2 separate regions of the Homo sapiens genome follow, and region 2 is linked to region 1. The links are chromatin contacts, found by Hi-C or POLR2A ChIA-PET in ENCODE. All regions are on one chromosome and are shown on one strand. Each heading gives the region's core, a stretch centred on a gene start or an enhancer-like site at or near the end of the contact. The rest is flanking DNA. Distances are from core to core; before and after follow the strand shown.

What was found. Hi-C counts contacts between places; a loop is a spot of excess contacts on that map. ChIA-PET counts read pairs that join two places held with the same protein, here RNA polymerase II (POLR2A). Pooled maps may share reads with other maps.
Region 2: a pooled map shows a loop between it and region 1 (7-fold over the local background). The contact joins the promoter of ZNF280C here to the promoter of SASH3 in region 1. A Hi-C loop is called at or near these places in 6 of 37 single-sample maps with no recorded cell type and 11 of 50 pooled maps. POLR2A ChIA-PET finds 5 or more read pairs at or near these places in 2 of 52 experiments (OCI-LY7 and activated T-cell).

What each region holds. Positions count from the first base shown.
Region 1 is chrX:129,776,486-129,781,331 of GRCh38, reverse strand. SASH3 (SAM and SH3 domain containing 3) reads right to left here and starts at 1,383. Exons shown (of 8, transcript NM_018990.4): 1 at 1,178-1,383. The coding sequence starts at 1,234. LOC124905215 (a long non-coding RNA gene) reads left to right here. Exons shown (of 2, transcript XR_007068328.1): 2 at 1,053-2,757. RefSeq lists enhancers at 1,033-1,092, 1,143-1,222, 1,473-1,632, 4,413-4,502.
Region 2 is chrX:130,267,506-130,272,544 of GRCh38, reverse strand. It overlaps ZNF280C (zinc finger protein 280C), which reads left to right and starts at 3,646. Exons shown (of 19, transcript NM_017666.5): 1 at 3,646-3,783. RefSeq lists a silencer at 3,866-3,945.

The DNA of each region.
Region 1 (4,846 bases), core at 134-2,633:
AGCCGGAAGTGGCAGCCACCCCAGGACCTGAGAGCTGGGGCAGGATGCACACCCCACTGCCCCGAGTCTCAGTCTTTCAGCTGCCTTGGCCTCCATCTCTGAGCTACTCCCCTGACAAGGGGGATCCACCATAGGGCACCTGGGCTGAGTTCCAGGGAAAATTGGCGGGGGATAGCCTGGGCCTCTTGGACCTAGTTCAGGCCTGCTTTGGGACTGTCCTAGCATCCCATTGGATGTGTAGGATATACTTGCTGATTGTCTGGGAGAATCCTTCAATTGAATTAAAGAATTAGGTCTAGAAATCCTCAAACCCAACCAAAGAAATCTGGAAATCCTCAAATTCAACCACAAAATCCTAGATCTGGCACAGCCTTCAAGGATTCTTCCAGTCCGGTCTCTGCCCCAGGGGGATGAACACCTCAGCCATCCATGACAGCTGTTTTTCCTCCTGGCCTTTAAAATCCTCCCTCCTCAGCCTTCACTCCTACTCACCACCTCAACTTAATTTCTCATTCCCCACCCAGGAAGAACCTGTATGCCCCCTGCATCCCACTGCACTTCCGGATGCCTTTTCCCCCAAGACTGGAATGGCCTCAGGCCCCCATCTCCAGGTTGGCTCCATCTCGGGTAGGGCCTGGGAGCTACCACAGAGCTGAGCCAAGTGGGCAGGGTCTGGGCCATGGCCAAAGTGGAGGAGGGGGTGGCAGTCCTGTGAGCATCATGGCTCCAAGCTGGGCAGCCCAGCAGGGCCCTTTGAGTGAGATGGCTCCTGAGAGGCCGTGGCCGGGGCAGAAGTGGCAGCAGGACCAGCGTAGAGGAGAGATAGTTAAGTACAAGCTTAGGGTTCAGCTTAAGCATTGTATTTTGTTATTCTCAAATTCTAGTCTAAGATTCTGGCCCCTAATTTTAGATCTTTTTTCCCATTCTTCTAGGGTTGAATTGCATGACTCTAGATTTCTAAGGATCTATTCTGTAACTCTGTTGCTCCAGAATTTTAAACATCTCTTCTGTACTTCTGTTAACCTTTGGGTCCCTGTCCCGTTGCCTTCTAGGTGAGTGGCCCTCACCTACAGACTCAACATATGGCCTTTGGCTCTTCCCACTTCCAAGAGTCTTGGAAGGGATGGGTCGAGCAAGCAGAGGAAAGGAAGATGTGAGTTCCCAAAATGCTCCTCACCTTTTTCTTCTGAGTGGGCTCCTTCTCACTGGCATTGGAGGGCTTGCGGCGCAGCATGGTCCTCCACCCTGGGAGACTCCGTCCCTGCTCTCCTAGGTGTCAAGATGCAGAGGCCTCTTGCTTAGCCTCACCAGAACTGCCCGGGGGCACGGCATGAACCGAGCCTTCAGCTGCCACTCTGACTGCTGCAGTGGCAGCTTGGGGGTGCGGGCCATGGACACCCGGCAGCAGCAGCATACAGGAAGCCCTGCCACGTGACCTACTCTTACAGCAATCGCAGCCCCTGCCGGCCCCTAGGGAGGAAGGAAGTCCAAGCTTCAGTCTCCAGAGATTCTGATGCAGACGGCTCTTGGGTTGAACAGTCAGAGAAAGTCCCTACCTTGTTGTCTCATGTCGATCATCATCAGTCCTTCTGCTCCATCTTCCTAGAGGTGGACAATCAGCTCGACATTATATGGCGTACCCAAGCCCTTTATCTCACTGACCAGAATCCAGAAACCAGAAGTTGGACCATCTGGCTGCCTGTTGGATCAATGCTCCCGGTCAACTCACGTCTTCAAGGTCGTCACTGCCATCACTACCACTACCATCACCCCTGTGACCATCACCACTGCTACCATCACTCCTATCAATAGCCATCACCATACAGCCATCACCCCTACAGCCATCAGGCCTGCAGCCATCCCCGCTGCCATCAGCACACCTATAGCCATTGTCACTATGGTAATCACCTCTACAGTTGACATCCTTCAGCCATCACCTCTACAGTCATCACCATTGCTGCTATCACCCTTCCAGCCATCATCCTTACAGCTGTCACCCTTCTGGACATTACAGCCAACCGCACTCATGACCCTCTCACCCCTATAACCATCGTCCCTACAGTCATCTCTCCTACAACCATCATCACATCCGTGCAGCCATCAGCCCTGCAGCCATCACTCCTACAGCCATCAGTACACCTAAAGCCATCATCACTAGAGCAGTCACCCCTCCAGTCAGTACCCCTCAGCCATCATGAGTATATTTATCACCACCACAGCTGAAAAGCACTTACAGCCAACTCCACACCTCTAGCAAGTATCCAACAGGCATTTATCAAACACCTATGCAGTATATTCAATTTGTGGGTTGTCTGTGGCAGATTTTAATAACTTTAATAACTTCTTGGTATTACAAAAGCAACTTGTATTTGTCATACAATTTCACAAACACATAAACAAAAAAAATTTCAAAATTTCCCATCATTGTCCTCTACACTGTTTTAAGCATCTATCTACTCTCTGTCTATAAACATTTTTTTTCTTTTTACAAAAATCATACTGCTCAGAAAACAGATAATTGGTTTGGGGAGAAGGGGAGGGGAGAGAAGGGAAGGGAGACATCACACAGGGTAACAGGAAGCTTTTAGGAGTGATGAATATGTTCACTATCTTGACTGTGGTGATGATTTCATGGGGGAATACACATGTCAAAACGTATCAAATTGTATACTTCAAATATGTGCAGTTTATTGTAGCTCCATTATACCTCAATAAAGCTGTTTAAAATTTTTTAATTAAAAAAGGTCATAATTCACACTATTGGTGTCTGCTTTTCACACTAAACACAGTATCTTTTTTGTTTTTTTTTCGAGATGGAGTCTCTCACTCTGTCTCCCAGGCTGGAGTGCAGTGGCGTGATCTCGGCTCACTGCAACCTCCACCTCCTGAGTTCAAGCAATTCTTGTGCCTCTGCCTCCCAAGTAGCTGGGACTATAGGTGCGTACCACCACCCTGGTTAATTTTTGTATTTTTTGTAGAGACAGGGTTTCACCATGTTGCCCAGGCTGGTCTTGAACTCCTGGTCTCAAGTGACCTCTTTGCCTCATCCTCCCAAAGTGCTGGGATTACAGGCGTGAGCCACTACGTCCAGCTGAACACAGTATCAAGATTGTCTCATGCTATGAAATAGTCTTCAACTACGTAATTTATAACGGCTGTGGAACATCCCATTGTGTGGATGTGCCGTGCTTATTTCACCAAGCCCTTGCTGATGAACTTGGGTTGGCTTAAATTTTTAAATTATTCATTGAACATACTTATGGTAAATATTCACATCCATAGTTTTTTTTCTGTAGGGGAAATATCCAGAAGAGGAATTGCTGGGGTCAAAGGTATGCACATTTTTAAGGCTTTCAATTCTGTGGTACTTGTGAAATACTAGGCTTGTCCACCCCTGTTCCCAAGATGTTCTCGTGACTTCCTCTCCGATTCTGCTTTATGCCCTCTGACCATCCAACCTTCAGGGTGAGCTCAGGGAAGATAAGATCTTTCTTCCCTAAGCTGAAACCATACATTCTTTGGCCTACTCAGTCGGCCAGGCAGACTCATGAAAAGATTCCACACCCCAGATCTCCTTCCCACTGGCCTGTGTTTTCCACCCTGAAAGTCCCTCCCAGGCGGCCCAGGGTCACTAGCAAGCGCGGTAACTGGTTAAGGCTTTTCGGCATATACAGTAGCCTGGCAGCCGTGTAGGGGACCCATCGGGCCTTTGGGGCTCTGCGTGACCAGGAGCAGGAGGGCAGCCCCAGAGGGTTCTGGGATTGGGGACGCCGCTGTAGTGGCCTGGGGCACCTGGAGCCAGAGCCGTGAGGGAGGAAGCAGGTCGCAGAATCTTCCGGGCCTGCGCAGCGGCTGCGTCCCTGGCCGCCTCGCAGGATGTGCCCGCTTCCTGTTTGCTCAGCGCCGGCAGCGACAGAAGATCACACACTAACCGCAGAACCTTCAAAGGCGGCCAGCAAACCAGGGCACAGGGCTGGCGAGGCTTGGGAAAAGGCAGCGAGAGGGAGGTGAGGGTGCCTTGGAGAGAAATATGGAGAGGTGACCAGCTCCCAGGACAGAAGGGAGCAAGTGTTTTCAACGGCTTCCTTCGTTCTCCTTTTCAGATCTGTCTCCTCTGTTCAGGAACACCTCCTCCCCGCCACCTGGGGACCGGGGCCAGTGGAGGCGGGGTGTCCAGGACCCCCCATCGGGACTTGCCTTCCCCCAGCTTTTCTCTTCCAACAGATTGCCCTGGCTGAATCCCAATAGGCCAGGTCCTTGCTGGCTAATGACCCTTAAACATGTGTTTAATAGATTTTCCCTTCTGGGTAACATATTTGCATTTTACAGGTTATGTTGTTTGAGGTACGCAGAGCTCTCAGCTAAGGAAGTGATACGAGTCAGTAGTTCAGGGAACAAGGTCACCTTAAACTTGATAATGGGCCGGCAGGCAGAACCTAGGAACTTGCTGTGGGCACAGCCTTGTGCTAGGCCTCGGGAGGAGGTACAAAATAAATAGCCATCAGGGCCCCTTGTACCTGGGAGCTGACATCCTAGGTGGAGTGGCAAGCTTACATTTACCCAGCACTTGTTCTTTACCAAGCACTACATTAAGCACTTGACAGATGTTTAATCCCACCACAACCCCTGGAGGCGAGTAGTTTAATATAAAGACGTATCCAGAAGTATAGATTTGGGGCAGAAGAACCTTGATTTAGCGCCAATACTGCAGGATTGCAGGGTGTGTATGTGTGTGTGTGTGTGTGTGTGTTTTGGGGTTCCACTGATAGTGAAATCAACCTGAACCCTCAGAGGGTGGATGTAGGACTACCAAAGACACAAAGGTCATCGTAGGCCACATTCAGAT
Region 2 (5,039 bases), core at 2,397-4,896, 490 kb before region 1:
CCAAATCTCATCTTGAATTGTAATCCCCAGGTTTTGAGGGAGAGACCTGGTGGGAGGTGATTAGATCATAGGGGCAGTTTCTCCCATGCTGTTCTCATGATAATGAGTGAGTTCTCACAAGATCTGATGGTTTTATAAGTGTTTGACATTTCCTCCTACACACACTCTTTCTCTCTCCTGCCACCTTGTAAAGAGGGTGCCTGCTTTCTCTTCCTTCATGGTATAAGTTTCATGAGGCTTTCCCAGCCATGCGGAACTGTGAGTCAATTAAATCTCCTTTGTGTATAAATCACCCAATCTCAGGTAATATCTTAAGAGCAGTGTGAGAACAGACTAATACACTGATATTCATGGCTACATTATTTATAACAGCCCAAAAGCAGAAACAACCCAAACGTCCATCAACTGAAGAATGGATAAACAGAAAGTGATATGTTTGTACAATGAAATATCATGCAATAATAGAAAGAAATGAAGTGGCCCGGGTGCAGTGGCTCAAGCCTGTAATCCCAACATTTTGGAAGGTTGAGGCGGGTGGATCACTTGAGGTCAGGAGTTCAAGACCAGCCTGGCCAACATGATGAAGCCCCAACTCTACTAAAAATACAAAAATTAGCTTGGCATGGTTGCAGGACCCTGTAATCTCAGCAACTCAGGAGGCTGAGGCAGGAGAATTGCTTGAACCTGGGAGGTGGAGGTTGCCGTGACTGGAAATCGCCCCACTGCACTCCAGCCTAAGAGCCAGAGCCAGAGGCCATCTGGAAAGGAAGGAAGGAAGGAAGGAAGGAAGGAAGGGAGGGAGGGAGGGAGGGAGGGAGGGAGGGAGGGAGGGAGAAAGAGAGAAAAGAACGAATTGATATGTGCTACAACATGGATGAACCTACTTCAGAAACATTATAGTGAATGAAAGAAGCTAGACATGAAAAACTACATACTGTATGATTACATTTATATGTGATATCCAGAATAGGCAAATCCATAGATAAAAAACGTTAATTAATGATTGGTGAGAGGATACAAATAGGAGGAAATTAGGAGTGGCTACTAATAGGTTTGCAGGTTTTTTGGTGGGAGGTAATGAAAATGTTCTGGAATTAGATAGCAGTGATGGTTGCACAATACTGTAAATATATATAAGAAATCACTCTATTGTACACTTCAAAATGGTAGATTTTTTTCATGTAAATTTGTCTCAATTTTTAAAATTGTCAGAAAAACCTATACAGGAGTAAGCCCTCATTTACTGGAAGTGCTGAAAAATAAAAAAGAACGTACGGCCAGCCAGTCAAGAGAACCAATATAGAGTGGTTTTCTAGAAGCCTGGGGAAGAGTTTTAAGAACAGTTAAAAATCACCCAAACAATTTCCCATGTGTTAATTCCATTCTCACCAGACATCCTTTTAATTATTGTTATTATTTAGTTTCTCAAATTTTCATCTTGATAGAAAATTTGCTGACCAGAGTCTGCAAACAGTCAACTGACCAGAGCCCGCTGGTCTTCTTGGCTGTATTTTTCACGAAAAAAAGAATAAGTTAGATTGAAATTTGGGTGTATAAGTGTTTTCTGGTCATCCTGCTGAGGCAGTTTGACCATTCCTCCTCGTAATTTTAGGTTGGATGTGGACACTCGTGACACTAGATATGACAAGAGAATTTGAGAGAAATTTTATTACCCTGGGGACTAGTGGGGGTAAGTGAGGGAGGGCTGGGTGCTGCAAACAGGTCTGGGCTGGTTTCAGAGGCAGAGGAAGTTGGATGGGCCTTTATAGCATCTAGGAAGTGGGGCTGGTGAAAATGCCGCACAGGCTGTAGATTTGCAAGTTTTAAATTTCTCAACTGCACCAATTTTTGTTGCCAGTTTTAAATTTCCCACCAATGCCAAAGAAGGAGGCAGGCTGGAGAATCACAAGTTTTAAATTTCCCACTACAGCCAAAAGCAGAGTCATGCGGCTGTAGATTTGCTAGTTTTAAATTTCCTGCTGGCATCAAAGGAAAAGGTGCCCGGACTTTCTTATCACCCTGACCGGAAGCAGGGACCAACTATGCATGCTCCAAGATTTTGGGACTTTTCACTGTTTTATTTTGATTATTCTCTGTCTTTTCCTGTAAAGCTTATTTTCAGGGTCAGAAGCAAATAGCTGTATAAATAAGAAAGAAAAAACTAGCTCAAATAAAAAAAATGGTAGGATTCAGTGACAGGATTTACGTGTGTGTTATGTAAGCCACACGATATTTTCAGTCTGGGCAACTCTTAAGAGATGAATTGGGCCAGGCGTGGTGGCTCACGCTTGTAATCCCAGCACTTTGGGAGGCCGAGGCAGGCAGATCACCTGAGGTGGGGAGTTCGAGACCAGCCTGACCAACATGGAGAAACCCCGTCTCTACTAAAAATACAAAATTAGTCGGGTGTGGTGGCGCATGCCTGTAATCCCAGCTACTCGGGAGGCTGAGGCAGGAGAGTCACTTGAACCCGGGAAGCGGAGGTTGCGGTGAGCCAAGATCACGCCATTGGACTCCTGCCTGGGCAACAAGAGCGAAACTCCGTCTCAAAAAAGAAAAAGAGAGATGAACCAGTACTGCTATAAACCTTGTGGAGAAATTTGGGAGAAGAAACTTTTACAGTTCAAAGCACAATGTCTAGAAAATGTTTCTGTAAGCAGTATTTTGGCAAGTGTTTTTCTTGTAAATGTATTTACAAGTTCCAGTGATTCTCCCGCCTCAGCCTCCCAAGTAGCTGGGATTACAGGCATGTGCCACCACACCCTGCTAATTTTGTATTTTTAGTAAAGATGGGGTTTCACTATGTTGGTCAGGCTGACTGGGGTTCAGAGAAGGAGGAGGAGAAAGGCGAGGAGGAAAGGGAAGTGGTCTCAAACTCCTCACCCCAGGTGATCCACCCACCTCAGCCTCCCAAAGTGCTGGAATTAGAAGTGTGAGCCACCGCGGCCAGCCCACGGACGGACGGCTGGTACTTACATGTGCACAAGTGCAGCTACTTTACTTACCGTCGAAGGCAGCGGAGGAAGTGTAATTGACTAGCGTGGATGCAGCTTTTCTAAGCAAACGCTCGATTTAACCTGGAGTTGTCATCCCACAAAATACATTGTACCTGACTACAGAGAAACATGAATTCTGGGTCTTCCTTGTGTGTAAGAGTAAATGTATTTTTCCTTAGCATTTTTTGTACCTACTATAGGCATCCATATGGCAATTAGAAGTAACAGAGAGACAAGCAAAACCATATGTTTAAAACAAAAGGTAAAAATAACTAGTATTTTGAGACGTGTTTCAAGTACAGTATTTCCAGAAAACAATATATTTATATTTTTAACTCGTGTCTTTAGCCCTCACACACAAGGAAGACCCAGAATTCATGTTTCTCTGTAGTCAGGTACAATGTATTTTTTGGGATGACAACTCCAGGTTAAATCGAGCGTTTGCTTAGAAAAGCTGCATCCACGCTAGTCAATTACACTTCCTCCGCTGCCTTCGACGGTAAGTAAAGTAGCTGCACATGTGCACATGTAAGTACCAGCCGTCCGTCCGTGGGCGGTTAAAAGGCCCCGGATGTTCAGGGGGTGGAGTCGGCGTCTACCCATGAGGCAGCGCGTGCAGTTATATACTTCTGCCCCCGGCTGAGACGCCGGTTCCGCGCTGGAAGTCTCCGGGGGAGTCGCTGTTGCTGAGGCTGTCGCCTGAGGTTTTTCGCGCTCCTCCCTTTCCTCCTCCTCTTTCTCCTCCTCCTTATCCGAACCCCAGTCAGACCGATCTGCTCTGCTCTCGGTAAGCGGCCCCCGCCCCCGCCTGTGCCGCGCGGAAGGAGGCAGCAGCTCTCCCGCGCGGCCGAGGCAGCCTTCCCCAGAGGGCGGTTCTGAGGGCGGCTGGCTGAGGGTCTCTATGCCGGTGCGGATCGACGGGGGTGCGGGGGAGGGGACAGGCTTGGCGGCGTGGTAGCTGGTGGGCCACCATCTTGCGCCGGGCCCTGAAGGGGGAGGGTTTTCTGGAGGTAGAGCCTGGCGGCCCGCGGCGGGCAGTGGTTTCGCGGGCCGCGGCAGCTGCGGCAGCCTTCTCACCTCCTGAGTCCTGTCGGTCTGTTTCCAACCCGGTTTGGGCTTTTCATTCTGGAGGCAACTCCCTTTCGTCTTTTGTACGGTTGATACTGATGTTTGACGGAGACCCGCCCACCCTCAAGTCTCTTCAATCAAACGAAAAGAGACTTGAGGGGATTCCGAACTTTCAGGCATCAGAGACCCTGTGACCCCTTCTTTCTGCGCAGGTTCCCCCCACACAGGACCGGTCATTCCATGCCCACAACCTTGTTCTGGCCAAAGGGACTTCCCTTCTCTGTCACAGAAATCGTGCTCTATTCCGTTATTGTCTAGAGGATAAGAGCCCTGAGGAGAAACGTGGAGTTAAATACACTATATTCTAACTAGGAGGTTTGCAGGTTTTACTTAAAGAGATGGAAAAAATTATGCTGAGGTATACTCCTGCTCTAGAGATGGAGGGAGTTCCTTTCAACTTCTCTCAGGTTTTAATGCTTTTTTAAGGAGAAATTCGAGAGGAAATTGTCAAGTGAACCAGCTTCTGCAAGCACGGGAGACCTTCATCCAGGGGATTCTCTTTGTTTGGAAAGATTTGTTAGTTTTGTGGAGTTTTTTAAATCTGCGACCTTAAATTTTTTTTACTATTGTTTTCAGGTTTGGACTATGAGTTGTAATGTCTTTTAGTGCCCCTAAACATAAAATAGAAACCTAGAAGTAGAGTTTTAAACTGCAAAAGTCTCCTCTTAGTATTTGTGAGGTGTCCTGGTTTGGGGGTTACTGTGCAAACTTAATCTCCTTACGCAGAAACTTCACTGAGCCTACAAAGGCACTGATTTGCTTGTAAAATTAGGGCTGTGTACCTTTGATGTTTCTACAGCAGTACAGATTCCATTATAATCGTATCTTGCATTTGTATATTTCATTGGTAGCACCCCTTTTGAGATGGGCTGTAGGGTGTCGTTAGAACTGTTTGAAGATGAGGAAACAGCCTCA